2 separate regions of the Mus musculus genome follow, and region 2 is linked to region 1. A link is a loop called in an ENCODE intact Hi-C map of the cell type or tissue named here. Cell type or tissue: heart. All regions are shown on one strand. Each heading gives the region's core, and the rest is flanking DNA. Links, peaks and the distances in the headings are about the cores only.

The links. Peaks named below come from ENCODE experiments on the same cell type or tissue, not always from the same donor. Only the 100,000 strongest peaks of a DNase experiment are listed, where the experiment ranks them.
Region 2: a loop joins it to region 1, with 3 times the contacts of the local background. A loop is called at or near these places in 8 of 42 quality-filtered maps.

Annotation. Positions count from the first base shown.
Region 1 is chr4:62,556,274-62,565,570 of GRCm38, forward strand. It overlaps a transcript of Rgs3 not described here. Among named protein-coding and RNA genes, the nearest start is that of 4933430I17Rik, 35 kb to the left of the region's middle. In heart, for the core only: a CTCF peak has its summit at 5,155 (motif pointing right); no DNase peak of the experiment used is centred there; H3K27ac peaks cover 1,731 bases; H3K27me3 peaks cover 5,982 bases.
Region 2 is chr4:62,615,067-62,624,363 of GRCm38, forward strand. Rgs3 (regulator of G-protein signaling 3) reads left to right here and starts at 4,606. Exons shown (of 16, transcript NM_134257.3): 1 at 4,606-4,721; 2 at 8,779-8,860. The coding sequence starts at 4,668. In heart, for the core only: CTCF peaks have their summits at 4,396 and 7,459; DNase peaks (open chromatin) are centred at 3,175, 4,525, 6,975, 7,385 and 2 weaker places; H3K4me3 peaks cover 4,062 bases; H3K27ac peaks cover 6,188 bases; H3K27me3 peaks cover 5,118 bases.

The DNA.
Region 1 (9,297 bases), core at 766-8,765:
AGAAAGAAAGAAAGAAAGAAAGAAAGAAAGAAAGAAAGAAAGAGAGAGAGAGAAAGGAAGGAAGGAAGGAAGGAGGGCTGGAGAGATGGCTCAGAGATTAAGAACACTGACTGGACCTGAGTTCACATGGGCCTCACAACCACCTAGAATGGGACCTGATGCCATCTTCTGACATGTAGGCATACATGCAGACCAACCACTCATACATGCAAATAAGTAAATAAATAAATAGGTAAATAACAAATAAATGAACAACCAAATGAGCTGGAGAGATGGCTCAGTGGTTAAAAGTATTGCTGTTTTTTCCAAAGGACTTGGGTTCCAGTCCCAGCACCTACATGGTAGCCTACAACTGTCTGTAACTCCAGTTCCAGGGGGAACCAACATCCTCATACACATACATGCAGGCAAAACACCAATGCACATAAAATAAAAATGAACAATTTTTAAAAAAGGAAATACTTTTAAAAATACACCAGTGTGTGTGTGTGTGTGTGTGTGTGTGCACGTGTGTGCACGCACATGTGGCACTTGAGTATAGGTCAAAGGTTTGTGAGATTTGGTTCTCTCCTTCACCATGAGGGGCTCTGGGTTCAAACTTGAGTTGTCAGACTTGGCAGCAAGTGCCTATACCCACTGAACTATCTTGCCTGTCCACTTTTGTATATTTTCATGAAAAAAAATTTCTCCATCCTCTTTTTCTAAAATGTTTATTTAGTTTATTCCAAGTATATATACTGTTTTGCCTACACGGGTATCTATGTACCATGTGCATGCCTGGTGCCCACTGAGGTCAGAAGAGAGGATCAGATCCTGTGGAAATGGAGCTGTCATGTGGGTGCCAAAACCTGTTTTGTTTTAAAGATTTATTTCATTTATCGTATATGCATGCATATTCTATCTGCATGTACACCTGTGACTTGCATGCCAGAAGAGGGCATTAGATACCATTATAGATGATCATAAGCTACCATGTGGTGCCTGGGAATTGAACTCAGGACCTCTGGAAGAGTATCCAGCGCTCTCAATGACTGAGCCATCTCTCCAGCCATCCCCCACCCCCTTTATAAGAGCAATAGTGCACGTAACTGTTGATCCATTTAGCCTGTGGTGTAAGTGTCTCTTTGCTGTATGCCTCTATGATATTCTCAAAGACTCACTGGAGAACGGTGGAGCCCCTTAGATCCTGTGTCACAGAGGAACTCTGGGCCAAGTCTTAGATCTTTGAAGAGAAACTTACCCTCATCAATTATTTCCTTAACCTAAGTACAGTTTGATTAGAAGAATGCATCAAACATGGTCTCAAAACAGACCGAGGGAGAAAGCCAAATTTACCACCTCCCATTCTTTCCTTCAACACTGCATGATGTCACCATGTTACTAGCTTGTGCTATATTTAGCTGAACTTTCACAGCAGAAGAAATCAAAGAGCTCTTATGTGGGCTGTTTTCCTGAAAATAGCTAGTTCTTGAGTGAATGCTGTAGAATGTTTTCTTTGTGGGCTGAATTTTATTACTGTTTCCACTTTTTAGCCTACCTCAAGACTTGTCGCCAGGCACAACCCAATTTCCCAGGGTGGGGAGTCGGGGTGGGGTAGAGTGGTGCCCATTTTTACTTAATTTTACTTAATTTCATACTCAGAATAGAAGGCCTAATATTTGTGGGGTCTTGTTTGGTTTTTGTTTTGTTCTTCAAGACCCAAATACTTGGTGAAACAACTCTCAGAAACTACAGTAGTCTTTATAGTCTAAAAAATTGTGTGTGCACACTTTGTGTGTGTGTGTGTGTGCGGACACTGTGGAAATCTGGAGGTCAGAGGACAATCTGTGCGAGTTGATTCTTGCCTTAAACCTTGTCGAGTTGAGGTTTCTCTTCTTTCTGCCACTCCGGAGAACTTCTGCCGAGCTCGCCCTTGAGATTCAGACTCTCCTCTCTCCCCCTCCCTCACAGTGAGAATGCCCATACGACAGATGCATACACCTCGTGTGCCTTTTATATGAGTTCTGGGGAATGGACTCAGATCATTAAGCTTGTGTGACAAGCACTTTTTATCTGCTGAGCCACCTCCTGGCCCCTCAGTCCTCCCGATGAGTGCAAAGTTTCCTTTTGCATCACGACATCTTGAGTAGGAAGATGCTTGTCATCAGCACTGTTTTCAAAGGTGTAAAACCTGTTTCCAGTCTGGAGCCCATTCCATTCCTTTCATATCCAGTCCTCAAATGAGGAGAACCACAGAGAGAATCTGGGATTACGTGAGGAGGATTACGTGAGGTATGCAAGCCATGTAGCATGCTTGCCTTAATGATGGGTGAACAACCCACATACTATTTCGGGTGGTTCCTTGGCCAATCCTATGGATAGATGTGTGTTGTCTTCATTTTACAGAGAAGGCTCAGAATACAGGGCTGACGTGAAGTAGATGAAGGGAGTTACTCAAGATCGAAGGCCGAGAAGAACAGAAGAACCAGGTTCAGCGCCGAACGATGCTTGCTTGTCCTCTGTATCTGGGTCCTTCTCTGACTCCCTCTTTACATTTTTTTTTTGGTAAAAGAGTTATTTTAATATTATGTATGGATGTTTGCCTGCATGTACATATGTATATTATAGACATCCCTGGTACCCATGGAAGCCAGAGAGGGCATCAGATTTCCTGGAACTGTGAATCACCACGTGGGTGCTGTGAACTGAGCAGCAAGTGTTCTTAACCATTGAGACACCTCTCCAGCTCTGGACTCCCCTCACCTTGTTTTTTTTTTTTTTTTTTTTTTTTTCCAAAAACTGACATCATATTTGTATATAACACACTGTGACAAACTGGTCTCCTTCCCACTTCCTCTCTGATCCTGGGTAGTGGAACTTCGGACTGTGCCTGAGATATCTTTGAAGAAATACTTTTCCTCTTCAATTATTTTGTTATCCTACATATACTTTAATTGGAAGGGCAGATTAAACATGGTCTCAAAACAGACCAAAGGAGAAAGCCAAATCTGCCGTCTCCCATTCTTTTCTTCAACACTGCATGACATCACTTGTGCCCCATGCAGGCATCACAGCTGCCCTGTGCTCATGATCGAAACGGCCACATCTTGTCAGGAGGGCAGTGGCCCCTCTTCTCTATCCTTTGGTCTTCACAGTCCATCTACTCCCTTTTGGATGACGTCCCTGGGACTTGGAGCAAGTGTCATAGATGTCCCATCTGGGACCAAGCACTCAGCGTCTGTTCCCAGTACGGTGACTAGTTATGAGCCCACACTTTGACCATCACCCATAGCGGAGAAAGGCTTCTTTGACCAAGGTTGAGAACTTCACTCGTCTAAGAGTATACAAGCGCATATGCAGAAGGCAACGAACTCTACTCCATTCTGCAAAAAAATGTCAGCAGTTGATTGCCCCACAGTGCCTGTGAGTGCTCTCTGGCTCTTTAAAGTAAACTGAGATGGGGCACCCTAAAGCAGAAAGGAAGGAGAAAGCAATATAAACAAGAAATGACAAAGGGGGTAGCATCCTGTTAGAGCCCCTGCCTCAGCCTCGCAGTGTTCTGACCAAGGAGGGTCCAGGTAACTGCTGCTAACTGACACTTCCTGTCACCCGGGGCTTTGGGAAGCTGAAGTAAGACTCTGAGCTTGGAGATTAGCTTTGATAATTTGACAGGGGAACTTGAAGTCGAGTCTCCTGAAACATGGTCGTGAGAGGCTAATATTTCCAAGAAAGTAGTCACCAGTCCTCTACCTCTGCCATGTGCCACTCTCTGGCCCCTGCTTGAAGGAGGCCACTTGGTTTAGTTCGCTTTGGTTTTGGATGGTGCTTCCTGGTGACACATAGCCTGGTGACACATAGCCCAGGCTTATCTGTGTGTGCGGTCATTGTATACACCTGTAGCCTAGGTCCACACTGTCTCTTGGAGCCAGAGTCCAGCTTGGGTGTTGTCCTAGCCACAGGGGCCACAGAGTCTGTTTTTCATTTTTGAATTATAGAAGATGCACTGAGTTTGGTGGGGAGGGGTCAGGGTTTCACCAGTGACCCTTAAAAAAATCAGTTTAATTCAAATATGCCTAAAAGAATTTCTTGCTAGATTAGGGACAGAAATATCCCCGGCCTTTAGATGGAAATGATTAGAGGCCCTTTGGAGCCAAAGGGAATCTGAAAGAATTTTTTTCTTTTTGTTGCCATGAAGTACCAGATTATGAAACTACTGTGTTCTTCTGTTATGCATTAACAAATGTTTATTTAATACCAGAGTACTGTTATGCGTTACAGCATCGGTGGTTCTCAACCTGTGGTCACGACCCCTTTGGAGGTTGAATGACCCTGGAACAAGGGTCGTATATTAGATATCCTATCGACCAGATATTTACATTATGATTTCTAATAATAACAAAGTGATAATTATGACGTAGCAGTGAAATAATGTTATGGTTGGGGTCACCACAACATGAGGAGCTGTATTAAAGAGTCTCGGCATTAGGAAGGTTGAGAACCCATGTTAGAGAGGAAACTAACTCTTCATTTACCTTTTGTTGTTGGTTTGAAGCAGGGGCTCTCTCTGCAGCCCTGCATTGCTTCAAAATCATGGCGTCCCTCCTGCCTCAGTCTCTTAAGGGCTGGGATTACAGACACTTGCAGGTAACTGTCCATCACTGACTAGACAGGAATCTGGAGGCAGGAATTGAGGCAGAGGCTGTGGGGAAGGGCTGTTTTCTGGCTTGTTCCTCCTGGCTTGCTCAGCCAGCTTTCTTATACAACTCCTCTGAACCTGTGAGCCGGCCCCAATCAAATGCTGTCCTTTATAAGAGTTGCCAAAGTCATGGTGTATCTTAACAACACTGAAACCCTAACTAAGACACAAGGACCACCTGTCCAAGGCTGTCAAGACCCACAGAGGGCTGGGCTGAACCCTCCAACATCAATCAGTAATTAAGAGAATGCCCTATGGGCTAGCCTACCAGCAATCTGGTGGAAGTGTTTTCTCAATTGAGACTCCTCTTTCCAAATAACTCTAGTTTATGTCAAGTTGATGAAAATTAACCAACACAACTGACCCAGTTTTCTTATTACCTTGAAAAAGAAGAAGGGTTCAAGTGGTAGAAAGTTACTTCCTGGAAATAGAGCTCTGCAGAGGAAATCTCCTGAGCACTCTGTCTTGACAGTTGCAACCACTAGGTGGTGGTATTACGTCATGAAAACAACACCTTTTGCGGCCAGTGTCTGTACAACAAAGACATTTTCAGTTACTAAATGGAGAAGATACGTTTTCTAATTTGTATACAGAGTCCAATTTAAATGCTTGAGGGGACTGGTAGCTCCTTGATGCTGAGCCTGTTGTCATGGTTACAACACCAGGTTACAAATGACAAATAGGAGGCTGACGAATGAATGGACTATCTCAATAGTTTAGATTATTACTGAAAGCACCCTTTCAAGAATATGTGGAATTCTGTAGTCCAGAGGCTTTGAATTGGGGAAGTTGAAAGCTATTGATGACCTGACATCATTAGGACAGACTCAGGGAGGTGAAAATACCAAAGGCAGCCTAAGGCACTAATACTGTTTTTCATTCTCTCTCTCTCTCTCTCTCTCTCTCTCTCTCTCTGTCTCTCTCTCTCCCACCCTCCCTCCCTCCGAATCTCTCCTCTCTCTGTTTGAATCTGTCTGTCTCTCCCTCCCTTCCTCCCTCTGACTCTCTCTGTCTCTCTGTGTCTCTCTGTCTGTCTCTGTCTGTCTCTCTCCGTGTGAGTAATGTTGCTTGGCCGGGGTTTAAGTCCTAGCACCAAAAGGAAGAAAGGAAAACAAAGAACCAAGTCTATGTGTACTTGCAAAACATTTGAAACAGTCTTACATATAGCCTAGCCCAGCCTCTAGTTTGAGATTGTCTTTGCCTCTGCTTCTCAAGGGCTTGAATCGTAGGTGTGTGATACTATCAGGGAGCCTGTGTGTATCTTGACTAAGTCACACATGCTTTTAAAAAACAGGAAATGGGCTGGTGGGACGGCTCAGTGGGTAAAGGCATTTATTACCAAGCTTGATAACTTAGGTTCAGTCTCCAGGACCCACATGATGGAAGCAGAGAATTGATCTTTGTGGATTACCGTAGTCTGACCTACACACACACACACACACACACACACACACACACACACACACACACACACACAGTGGCAAATGTGTACCTACACAGAGACAGAAAACGAACTACATAGAAAGGGGGCTGGAGAGATGGCACAGCAGTGAAGAGCTTTTTGCTCTTCCAGAGGACTGGCACCTACATGCTCCTCATGACTGTCTGTCAGTCCATTTGTAGGGGATCTGACGGCCTCTTCTGGATGCCATGCGCTGCATGCACAGACACGTGCAGGCAAAGCACTTACAGATATAAAATATATCTAAAATAGCAGTAGAGTGTAGTTTGGTGGAGTACACCTATAATTCCAGCACTCAGAAGTTGGAGACAGAATTTCTAGTTTGAAGCCAGGCTGGGCTACATAGCAAGATCCTGTCTCAAACCATTCTTGACTTCTTTCTTGAGTCTGTACAGTGTATAAAGGTATTTCTGCCTTGGAAGGGATTACGAAAAGTTATCTGTTAATTTTCTCTGCCTCTCATTCACTGGTTCGTTGTAAAGTCATTTATGGTATAAATATCGTTGTAAAGATTGTGTGTGTGTGTGTGTGTGTGTGTGTGTGTGTGTGTGCATGTGTCTGGTTGGATGAGTATGTGCGCATGTGAGTGCACTGGAGCACTTGCGGATGCCAGAAGAGGGCATTAAATCCTTCGGAGCTGGAGTTACAGGCATCTGCGAGAAGTCTGGCTTGTCCTGTGGGTGGTGAGATCCTCACAAGTGCACAGCACACACGTTCAGCCACGGAGCCTTCTTACCCACCAGCCTCCACTGCACAGTGATCAGCTGAGCGACTGCTGTGGGAAAAGCACTGGTCCAGGTTATGTGAGCATCTCTGGTCTCATCATCTCGCCTTGTCTTAGCACCTCCGAGATCAGTACCAAATCACATTAGCCATATCGTCCACACCCTCCCTCCCACTCTACTCTGATGCCTCGGCTATTTCCCTGATCTGAGTCTAGCCTTGTTCTCCACACAGACTGCCTCCTCCCCTTCACTCACCTTCCAACATGAAAGTATTACATCTTTCCCTAAAGCCGTCCCTTGCCCGGAGATCAGCACAGCCTCTTTCATTGGGTTTATGAGCGTCGCAGGGCACAGCCACCTGGACTGGCTTTATCCCATTTGCCTGCTCCCTCTTTACTCCGTATGCTCCCACCATGGCTGCTTTTATTTTGACTTCTTCTAATGAGCCGTGTCCTGTGCTATTTTCAGACTTAAAATTTTTTCGGGACTTTCCATTCAACCTGGAACATTCTTTTTTTCCTTCCTGTTTGGCTATTTTCTGTTCATTCTTAGGTCTCGGCTTACATGTTCCCCAACTTGGAAATAAGCCTTTCCCCAGCTGGACCTGTAAGAGTGAGTCCCCCCTTTCATTCTCTTCTCGTGGCCTCTATGGGGCAGGTGGGCCACAGCTTGCTCTTGCTACCCTCTACTGCCAGACTGTGAGCTCTGAGTGTGTCACAGCGTGTCTCCACACTTGGGGGGAGTGCCTGGCATTGTGAGGGCCCAGGAATGCAGGGTGAAGAGTGAATTAGTGAAATGCACATCTAACATGTCTTCTTTCTTTTGTTCACTTGTTCTTCCTTCCTTTATTTCTATATTCCTATTATTATTTTAAAGATTTATTTGTATTTATTTCATGTATGTGTGTATATTGTAGCTGTCTTCAGACACTCCAGAAGAGGGCATCAATCAGATCCCATTACAGATGGTTGTGAGCCACCATGTGGCTTCTGGGAATTGAACTCAGGACTTTTGGAAGAGCAGTCATTGCTTTTAACCACTGAGCCATCTCTCTAGCCCTGTGATTTTTTTTTTTTTTTTAATTTTGATCCAGTGGCCATGTGAAGCTGTGGAGGGACCAGGGAGCCTGAGCATGAGGCTTTCCTCGAAGTTAGGAAACTATGTAGCTCTGGTTGTTCTGGGACTCCTTGTGTTGACCAGGCTGGTTTCAAACTCACAGATATCTGCCCACCTTTGTTTTCCTAGTGCTGGATTAAAGGCATACGTCACCATGTTCAGCAATTCTCTTCCTTTTTTTTTTTAATTAAAAAATTAATGTATTTGAGTATTTTCGTGCATGTATATCTGTGCCACATGTGCATTCCTGGTGCCCAAAAAGGGCAGAATTGGCGCTGGAACTGGAGTGACAGACAGTTGTGAGCCACCATGTGGGTGCTGGGACTCTGGAAGAGCAGCCAGTGCTCCTAACTGCTGAGCCATCTCGCCAGCCCCCAGTTCTTTTCGGGAGCTAGCAGGGTAAGATACAACACACAAAAGTGGAGCTGTGCTGGTGAGAAAGGTCAGCCAGGATGTCATCGTTTGAAACTGTGTTTCCATTTTCACTGTGGGTGGCATTTGAGGTGGAAAGGGATGACCGGATAGATTTGGACAATAGGCAAGGAGTAGAATTCTTCTGGGAAAGAGTACGAGGTAGGGTGGAAGAATGCTTGGGTCTAGCTTGTACAGGCCCTAGATGCTAGTGGATAGCCAATGGATAACCAGTGACTGCTCTTGATAAGACTGAATTACTGTTTCAGAAAATCTTGATCCAGTGGCCATGTGAAGCTGTGGAGGGACCAGGGAGACTGAGCAGGAGGCTTTCCTGGAAGTTAGGGTGGGAGGTGCTTGGGGCCTGGACTAGTGGGTGTCACTTGACTTGTAGGGAGTCTGAGAAGACACGGACTGAACAGTGAAGATGGGAAGGAATGGAGGAGAGGGAAGAGCCAGTGCTTTCAGCCAGATTCCACCAGGTGCTGTCTCTGGCAGAGTCAAAGTCAAGTGGAGGAGGAGCCAGTCGGAGGAAGGAAGAATTCATCCATCAAGCCTTTATGTGGTCCAGTGAAGGCTGCATTTCCCTGTGGAAACTCAGTGTGTGGGGCTAAAAACAAAAAACGAAAAACAAACAAAAAAAGCACAAACGTAAAGAGAAGACACGCAGAGCTGACAGGACAATTGCAGCTAATAGAAGCTGTCCCAGTTCCCCTGCTCCAAGTGCCTCCAAAGGGAGGCCAAGATGGGGGGAGGGAAATTCACCAGTCCCCTTTCCATTTGTAATGCCATGTGATTTTATGAGTGACATAGGGATTATTTTAGGGCAATTGTGGCTATTCACAATCTATGTCTTGAATGCTGGTTGTAGAATTGAAATTCCTGGCAAGATTTAGCCACCCACCCGC
Region 2 (9,297 bases), core at 332-8,331, 58 kb after region 1:
TTGGGAAGGGGACCGAAGTCAATACTAAGTATTCTGTGACCTTGGGAAGGGGACCGAGCAAGCTTGGTGCTTTCCTCTAGAGACTGAGTAGAACTTCTCTGCCCACCTCACAAAGTGGGAAGAAGGAAGGAACTGAAGCAGGCGGAGGTGCTCTTAGGAAGCCACGCGTAGACTGTGGAACCTTTGACTTCCTTGAACAGACCGTGGGAGACTCACTCTCTGCTCTCCTTCCAGGCAGCATACGCTTATTGGCTGCATGAGCTTTGGGGTGAGGTCTCTCTTGACTCCGGACAAGGTGAGTTGCTGGGAAGCTCCTGAAGCAATAGCCCACCAAGGCCCTGGCTGGTATAGTCACGTTGACCCTGGAAATGCTTGGCTTGAGCTGCTCTCTGTGATGTTGTGTCCCACTGAGGTAGATGTTGGTAGTCTAAATTACAGGCTGCTGTTGTCACTGGCCTGGCTGAGGGTTTGGGTTCCCTTACAGAGGGGAGTTTGGCAGCCCCTAGGCTCCCTAGGAAGTGCTGAGTCTGGCAGATGCCAGGATGCCATAAAGGGTCCTCTTGATCTGTCTTCTGGGCTCAGGAGACGCTTGGATGGGGCTAGAAAGCACTGACACTGATTGCAGTCCTCTTAGGCTGGCTGAGGACACAGGCTCAGGATTCTCTTCTTTGCATCACTGTCACTTAGCTGGCCTTACTTGGCTCTGCAGCCCCAAACTAAAAGCTTAGGAGTCGGGAGGGGTACATGGCTTTTGCACATCTTGAAAATGTCCTTGTGGCCCATTTTGAGACCCTACCACGCAGCTTTGTGTCCTGGAATGATGTCAAGAGATGGCTCCTGTGCGGGTTCTCTTGATCTCCCGGCCATAGCTGTGGCTTTGGTCTCCTCAGAAAGGTGCTGCTCATGGAGACTGCACAGGGGTCTTGAGTATCTGCTTTTGTGGCCTCTCCACTGTTCTTCACTCTTTCCCTTTTGTTCTGTAAACAGATATTTAATGAGCACCTACTGTTTACCAGGCTCAATATTAGGTAGGTCAAAGAGTCTGGCTGCAGGCAGGAGGCAGGAGGCAGGAGGCAGGAGGCAGGAGGCAGGAGGCAGGAGGCAGGAGGCAGGAGGCAGGAGGCAGGAGGCAGGAGGCAGGAGGCAGGAGGGAGGCAGGAGGCAAAGCCCGTAACTGTCCAGGCATAAGAGGCTAAGGGAGGATCACTTCCGTCCAGAAAATCAGGGAAGGCTTCCTGAAGGTGTAAATGGCAACCTTGGGGCACGGAGGCTGAACCATCTGCTTTGGGGGAATAATGGCCAGCTGCAGGTGTTTGTTTGTTTGTCTGTTTTTGAAGGGTTAGTGGTAGCTTGACCTGTGCCTTCTGCTTCTCTGGACTGATCATATCTTTCCTTCTCTCACGACAGGAGATCAGTGGCTGGTACTATCTGCTAGGGGAGGACCTGGGTCGGACCAAGCACCTCAAGGTGGCTAGGCGGCGGCTCCAGCCCCTGAGAGGTGTGTACAAGCCCTTCGAAGCTCCCTGACCCTGACTGAGTGAGGCATTAACCTCTGCCTCTCTGGCATTTCTTGCCAGTGCCTATAAGATTGCAGGCTACTCCTGACCATATGATAGACTTTGAGTTTGTGCCACCTCGCTTCACACAGATCAGTCCCCTGCTCCACTCACAGAAGCTTCAGGACTTCCCAAAATTCTCCTTCCCAGACTCTATGTCTCAGAAGCCCCCCATCCCCGTGGCACCTTGCTGACCATTAGAACCCCACCACCATAGGCACGCATGTTTCTAGGGCCTGCCATGGCCCTGAGACTCCGGGCTTGGATTACATGTTCCTTCGGTACTGTTCTTTCCCTCACAGCCCTGGCTCTCAAGCCTCTGTTTGCTCTGAGCCTTGGCATCCTCCTATCCTGGAAGGCAGGAATTGTCCCGACAGTCTCACCCATGGTCGGTTTGTGCTTGGGCCCTCATGCCAGTAGGAGCTTTCTGACTCAGCTCTATTATCTTCTAGACATGCTGTTGAGAATGCCAGGAGAGGGGGACCCTGAGAACGGGGAGAAACTCCAGGTAGGTGGGCACACTCCTGGCTGGGGCTGGTAGAACCTGAGCATGGCTCCAGGGTCTCTGGTGGTTCTCCTCTTTGTCAGCCTCTTGGTTCTGGAAGTGACCGTGAAAGAGGGCAGCTTGGGATTTGGAACACAGCAAGTCATGCCTTGTGAAAGAGAGTTCTTAACTTTCCTAAGGTGTGGCATTGGAAATTGCCCTGTACATAGGTCTTGGTCATTCGTGACCTTTGCAGGGATGGGAGAGAGCCAGGAAATGTAGGTGACTGGATCTTTCTGAGTTTTCTTTTCTTTTCTCTCCTTTTCTCTCCTTCCCTTCCCTTCCCTTCCCCTCCCCTCTCCTCTTCCCTTCACTTTCCTTTCCTTTCCTTTTCTCTTTTTCTTTTTTCTCTTCTCTTCTCTTCTCTTCTCTTCTCTTCTCTTCTCTTCTCTTCTCTTCTCTTCTCTTCTTTTCTTTTCTTTTCTTTCTCTCTCCCTCCCCCCTTTCTTCTTTTTTGCCTCTAGAAATAGAATCCTCCCTTCCCTCAGGTCCCCAGAACTTCTCTGTCTCTGAGAACCATGGCACCTTCACAGGTTAAGCCTGCTGGGGCTAAGAAGCAGCCGTAACTCTGAATCAGAAAGTGACGGGTTTCTGGCTTCCTACCAGCTGTGAATCTGGAGAGGAACGTCATACAGGGATTTGGGTGAATTGTCCAAAGTTAACTCCATCTCTTTGGAGAACCTGTCATGGTGACTCACGGTTTTCTTTAGTAGGAGAAGGAAAATCAAACTCTCTACGATCAATCAGCCCCTGGGGTGAGATTGTGATCTAACTCTCATCACCTCCTGTGAGGTGGCTGTCACCACCCCACCTTACAGATAAGAGGACATATAGATCTTAGGTGTTATGTCACTGTGGCCACTCAGCCAGCAAGAGATTGGCAGAGCCTCTTTATCTCTTCTGGGCACCATGCCACACGGTCTCTGGAGTGTGTCCTCACCAAGGAGACCTGAGATGTCAGTGCTCCTTGACCTCTTGTATTGCAGTTAACCCCTTGGGTGCTATTGTGCACCCGTTCATCCAATCCCTTGGACACTATGGGGTGGTTTACACCTGTGCCGACCCCAGCCTGCTGCTGGGTTCTGGACAGAGCCTTGGCTCACTCCCTTGTGGAACATACAGTTCAACATATCACTGGCCATCACAGTAGCTGCCTGCCGCCTGCAGCTTCTGAGCACCTGGCTGGAGCAAGCAGAGCTGAGGAACAGAGCCACAGCTTCTAGTTCGTGTTAGGTAACGTCAGCGTGTCCTGTGCAAACATCCAGCCTCTCTTATAGTGCTTGGATAATCTGCCAGATGTGTTTTTTATGGCTTCACTAGGAGTCTAGAGGCTTCCTCTAGCTCCAGGGATAGCTCCAAAGATCTCCCCACTCTCTGTGTGGAGAGAGTAACTATGGGCCCACCCTAGGAATATGTGGGAATGACTTGGATACCTGCGTTGCAGGTCTCTAGGTGGCCCATGAAAGACCTGCTTTGTGTTAGATTCCTGTCTACTGTCCCATGTCCCCGAGGACACTGTTCTGAGTTGGATTTGGGGGTTTGTGCACCTGATGATGTCCACAGTGCTCAGCAGAGACAGTGACTGGCAGAGGTGTGGGGAAGTGAGAGGTCACTTATTCAAATCCTCCATTTGAAAGACCTTGAGGTGTAGGTCACCTGCCCAGGGTCACTCAGCAATCAAACCAAGGCACAGCCTCTGTTCTAACTACATGAGTGAGCAGGTGGGCTTTTCTGGGGGTCTCCTAGGAGGGCAGAGGGGCTTGGGTTCATGCTGTGCTACCCACGAGAACTGATCCTGGGATGTCAAGGTACTGACTGCAGGCCTGGGTCCTAACCTGGCATTTGACTGTAACCTCTCTAGGCCTCCCCTTCTTTGTTGTTACGATGTGGAGTCAGGTGCCCCGTGGCTGGGAGCCCATTTGCACATTTGACCATTTGGTCTGCGTGCCATCATTTCCTTCGCATAGCCTGTCTATTGTGAATTCAGAAGCTGACTCTTAAGTAGCTCCTGAGTGTCCATCAGCCTCCAGATGTTTCGAATGCCCTGACTTAAGATGGGTTGTTTATGGGTATAGTGTTCACAGCATCCTGGATTGTCCCCATTGGGCTGGTCTACTGGATTTTGGACCCTGGGACTCACAAGGAGGTGTGCTGTTACAGAACAGGGTGTGTTTTCTGCTTGAGTTTCCCTCCAGCAGGCAGTCAGGGCTGTTTGTGAGAACACTGCTCTCACAGAGCGTCCCAGGGCAGAGAATGCAGCCAGAACAAAGGCGCCCTCTCCCCGCCAGCCAGGCCCGAGGAATACTAACTAGTTGACAGGAATTTTAATATAAAACTCTCCCTCTTCCTTGTCATTCTGAGGTTTCAGGAAGCCTTCGGGCTTATCTGCAGAGGCACACAGCACAGACAGGGCCCGGGGAGGTGAGAGGTGATTTCCTGCCATTCTTCTGAGAGGCGGGCTTCCCAGGGCGGTCATGCCAGGCTGACAGGGTGCAGTGTGGGCTCCCGCTACTGGGGGGGGAGAGCTGGGTTTTCATGGGGAGGCAGCCGAGGCAGGATCCGCAGCCATGAACCGCTTCAATGGGCTCTGCAAAGTGTGTTCAGAACGCCGCTACCGGCAGGTGGGTGCTTGATCCCCTGGGTACTGTGATAGTGGGAATCAGGGATGGGGCTCATCCATATAGAATCTCTCTCTCCACAAGCCCATCTATGCCTCCCCCTGTTCCCTGCAGGCACATTAGAGACAGGGGTTGGTCCCATGGCCCAGCCTGCTACCTACTGCCCCGGGTTATAGGCAGCTGAGGCCAGTTCTGAGTGTTTTCCTATCCACTGCCTGGGATCCTTGATGAGATGAGTTAGCTGTTGCTGCTTGGTTTTTGCTTTTGCTTTTATTATCTAGGAGGAGGTGATTGGAATAAAAAAAGCGCCATGTCAGGTCTGAGATTAGTGGTGCTGGGTTTGGGCTGGGGGGCTAAGGGACTCCCGAAAGCTGCAGTTTTGCTGACTTTCCTGTTTCTGGTGGGCAGCGGTACCCATGATGTCCCTTGTGTGTACTGGTGTGTGCATCTAGGTGAGGTGTGTTGTAAGCGTATGTGTATCTTTTCCTCCCGGCTGCCACCATTGCCTTGAAGTGACTCCGGGATTGCTGTGGCTCTGGAGGCCAACTTCACTGCATCTGTCTCTTAGCTCCTGGGCTGGGAGGCAGGGAAGAGTCAGGAGTGATGGTCACGTTCACCCCAAAGACTCTTCTAGAACTAGCTTTTCTTTCTTTCTTTCTTTCTTTCTTTCTTTCTTTCTTTCTTTCTTTCTTTCTTTCTTTCTTTTTAAGATTTATTTATTTATGTATGTATGTGAGTACACTGTAGCTGTACAGATGGTTGTGAGCCTTCATGTGGTTATTGGAAATTGAATTTTTTAGGATCTCTGCTTGCTCCAGCCAACCCCACTTGCTACGGTCAGCCCCGTTTGCTCCAGCCCAAAGCTTCATTTTTTATTATTATACATAAGTGCACTGTAGCTGACTTCAGACTCATCAGAAGGGGGTGTCAGATCTCATTACGGGTGATTGTGAGCCACCATGTGGTTGCTGGGATTTGAACTCAGGACCTTCTGAAGAGCACTCAGTGCTCTTACCTGCTGAGTCATCTCACCAGCCCACTTTTATTTCTTATACATAGGAATGGGGATCAGGAGTAGGGATGAAGGTAAAATATATCCAGATTTGTGTAGTGTCCAAGATGGAGGGACCACACGAATTGCCCTGACTGTAAAAAATACAGAGAAGACCCTCTTTAGAATCTGGAGCTTAACTCTATAGTGTATAGGTCACAGGCAGAGGCCCATTTCCCCCCCACCCCCACCCCCCCCCCGGCACCTGCCTCCATCACTGGGGACCCAGATGTTCTTTCTAACATTTTCCTGCACCGTTGACCTCAATCTATGCTCCCTACTTTCCTGAAGTTAGTCCCTGTGGCAAGAACATTTAGATGTTTATAAACATAAGACAGGGTGAGCGCCGGATAGGAGGTAATGAAATCCCAGGTGTTCTTGGGACCAGGGGCCAGGGCACAGGAATGTGCTGGTGACCAGAGTGGGACCTGGTACACGCATGGGCTGGACTCAGGGTAAGATGGCTCCCACATCGACGCCGGGGCAGCATTGAACATACTAGACCTTCTGTGGGACCAGAGCTCTAGCCCACTGTGGTCCCCTTTAACTGATCTATTGAGCAGCTTACAGTCGCTTGTCCCTAAAACAGGAGTGGTGACATATGGTCAAGCCCGTGGGAGGAAAAGGTGACCCCTATAAAGTCTTGTGTCTGCTGCTCACCTCCAGGGAGTAGGTAATAAATGCTGGCAGTTAGGGACAGGAGCCCACGTGTGACAGAACGTCAGATACTCTTCAGGTGCTGGCATAGCTGAGACTCGGGAGGGGCGGCAGTGCTTGCCCCTGACAGGCAAGAGAAAGAGCCACCCTGGGAAGGGCACCTGACAGGACCTGCTGAGGTTCCAGAGTCAGGAGAGGGCTGTCCCCTTTCTTGAGCCCAAGGTCAGAGAGGATCGCTGGGGGGAGTATGCCCTCACTTTGGGCCTTGCTTACCTTCTCTGTAAAATGGGCTTGCTGAAGCCGTATTCTTTGGGGTCTAGGACAGACTCTTGTCTTGGAGGACTGACTCTTTGGACACTACTCTGTGTGCTCAGAGGCCTCCATTGCAGCCTGCTCCTCCCACAGACCTGGGCAATGCTCTCATTCCTTTCTAGCCCCTTTCCCGTCACTCCTTTGCTAGCCAATGGGGTAGGATTGTTCTCCGAGGTGGCACTCAGGAGGCGGTGAAGAGCCTCCTGGCCCTGGCCGGACCAGAGTGCCAGAGCGCCACATTTATCTTCAGACCAAGGATCTGGGGCTTACCCTCCAGACAGGAGGGGCCATCCTCAGCGCCCTGTGACATAAGATTGGGGCAGGGCTAGAAGTAGTCCTGTGTGGTGTGGAAGGTAGGTCCCAAGTTCCCTGTGAGCCCCACAGAGTGGCTCCTGCTGTCTTCTCTGGGCCTCTGCTGGATTGGCAACTCGAGATCCCTCCAGCTCTCCACGTTCACTCCCGGCTTTGTTTTGCTTTCTTTCCATATTTTTTTCCTTCTCTTCCTGTCTTAGCTATGTGTTTTCCCAGAATTCTTATGGGAATAGGGTATTTTCCTGCCTCCCTCCCCCTCCCCCGCTTGTCTGTCAGATTTCCTGTTTTACAAACTTGCTTTGAATCCAGGCCCAGGACTGGTGGGAAGCAGAGCCTGGGGACCTTTGGTCACCCTGGGCTCCCGCCTGCTCCCCTTCCTCATGCCTGGCCTTGGGTTACCAGCAGGTGAATACAGTGCCCAGCCCTGAGAGACAGCTCAAGGCTCTGCATGCGGCTGTGCCCTGCCTGACCTGTGCTAGGCTTTCGGAGATGCCTTCCTCCTCTCCCCGTCTCTGTCCAGGACACCTTCTCTTTGTGCCTCATTGGGACTCACCCTGGTCTTTCCCTGCCCTAGGGGTATCTTGGGACTCCCCCTTGAAGCCATTTTTCTGACCTAAGTAATCTGAATGAGCCAGTGGGCCATGCTGCACACAGAATCGCTCTTTTTGTTTTTTGGAAGATTTTGTCTTAAAAAAATTTTTTTTAATTTTATTTTAAACTATGCTTATATGTGTGCCTGGCCATGTGTAGGTCAGAGGTGTTGGATTCCCCCCGAAGCTGGAGTTATAGGCAAATGTGAGCTGACTTGGAGACTGGGAATAGAACCCAAGAGCTAGTATTAGCAAGAGTCAGTGTCTATGCACCTAACTGCTGAGCCAGCGGTTCTTGACCTGTGGGTCTCGACCCTAACCCTTTCTCAGGGGTCAGATCTCAGATATCCTGCATATCAAATATTTACATTACAGTTCCTGACAGTACAAAATTGCAGTTACGAAGCAGCAACAAAAATAATTTTATGGTTGGAGTCACAACCCGAGACTTGTATTAAAGGGTAGTAGCATTAATAGCATTAGGAAGATTGAGAACCACTGCACTAAATCATTTTCAAAGATGGGCGGGCGTGGAGGGGGTCCTTTGATCGGACCTCTGAAAACAGACTGTGGCCTCCCACACCCATACTCCTTTGTAGGCAGAATGAAGCCCGTGGCTAGTACAGGTTTATCCAGGAGGCTGCGGCTCTGCCCGTGCCTGTGAACCCCATCACTCTTCAGCTGACACTTGGCCATGGGCTAAGAGAGAACATGCTACATCTTCCTGCCTGGCCCTCAGGGAGGGCGGCCACCCGCTTGGCTTGATTTCTAAATAAAATAAAGTGTGTGTCCTTAGCCCAAGGCAAACCATGGGCTTAGATCCCAAGACCTCCGTGGGAAAGGAAGCTGGTCTTCAGTGGGGAGAGGAGGTAGAATTCCAGACGGCTCTTGGGTAAAGGGTTGGGGCTGTTAGGACCAAGAGGAAAACGGGTTTCCCTTTTCCTTGATCTCATCCATTCTGCTCTCTGCTTGACTTTGCATAAGTCAGGGTTAAGATGGTGGGTCAGAGATAGGTAGAGGAGGCTGGCTGACTCCTTCTCAGCTCTGACTCCCTGTGGAGAGGAAGGTGGCTCTGGGTGGAGCTTAGAGGCTTCCCAGTTTTGAAACTCTGGAGTAACTGGACAAGGTTATGTCCTAGATCACCATCCGGAGGGGCAAAGACGGCTTTGGCTTCACCATCTGCTGTGACTCTCCGGTCCGAGTCCAGGCTGTGGATTCTGGTAAGTGAATGGCCTAGGATGGCAGCCTCACCCTCCTGCCAGGCAGCTGGACTTTGCTGTTTGGAGCTGGACAGGGCCTCACACTGGATCAGACTCTGGGTTTTCAAAGGAAAAAGAATAATATTTTTAAATGACCTACAGATGAATCTGAGGTTTATGAAAATAGAGCCTTTTTTGGGGGGGGGAGGGTTGTTTTATCAAAATGAAAATAGATTCTGTATTTTGATTCTGCTCGTTTCTGAAGAGGAGCTAAAATCGAATTCCGATGGCTGCAGGGGAGATGTATGAGCTTGCATCCCATCCGCAAGCCCACTTAACACTTAGAAGTGGACATCCCGAGCTGGCTGTGGTGGCTCGTACTTATAACCCTTGAACCTAGGAGGTAGAGGCAAGAGGATTGCTGGATATTCAAAGCTAGCCTGGCCTACACTGTGAGT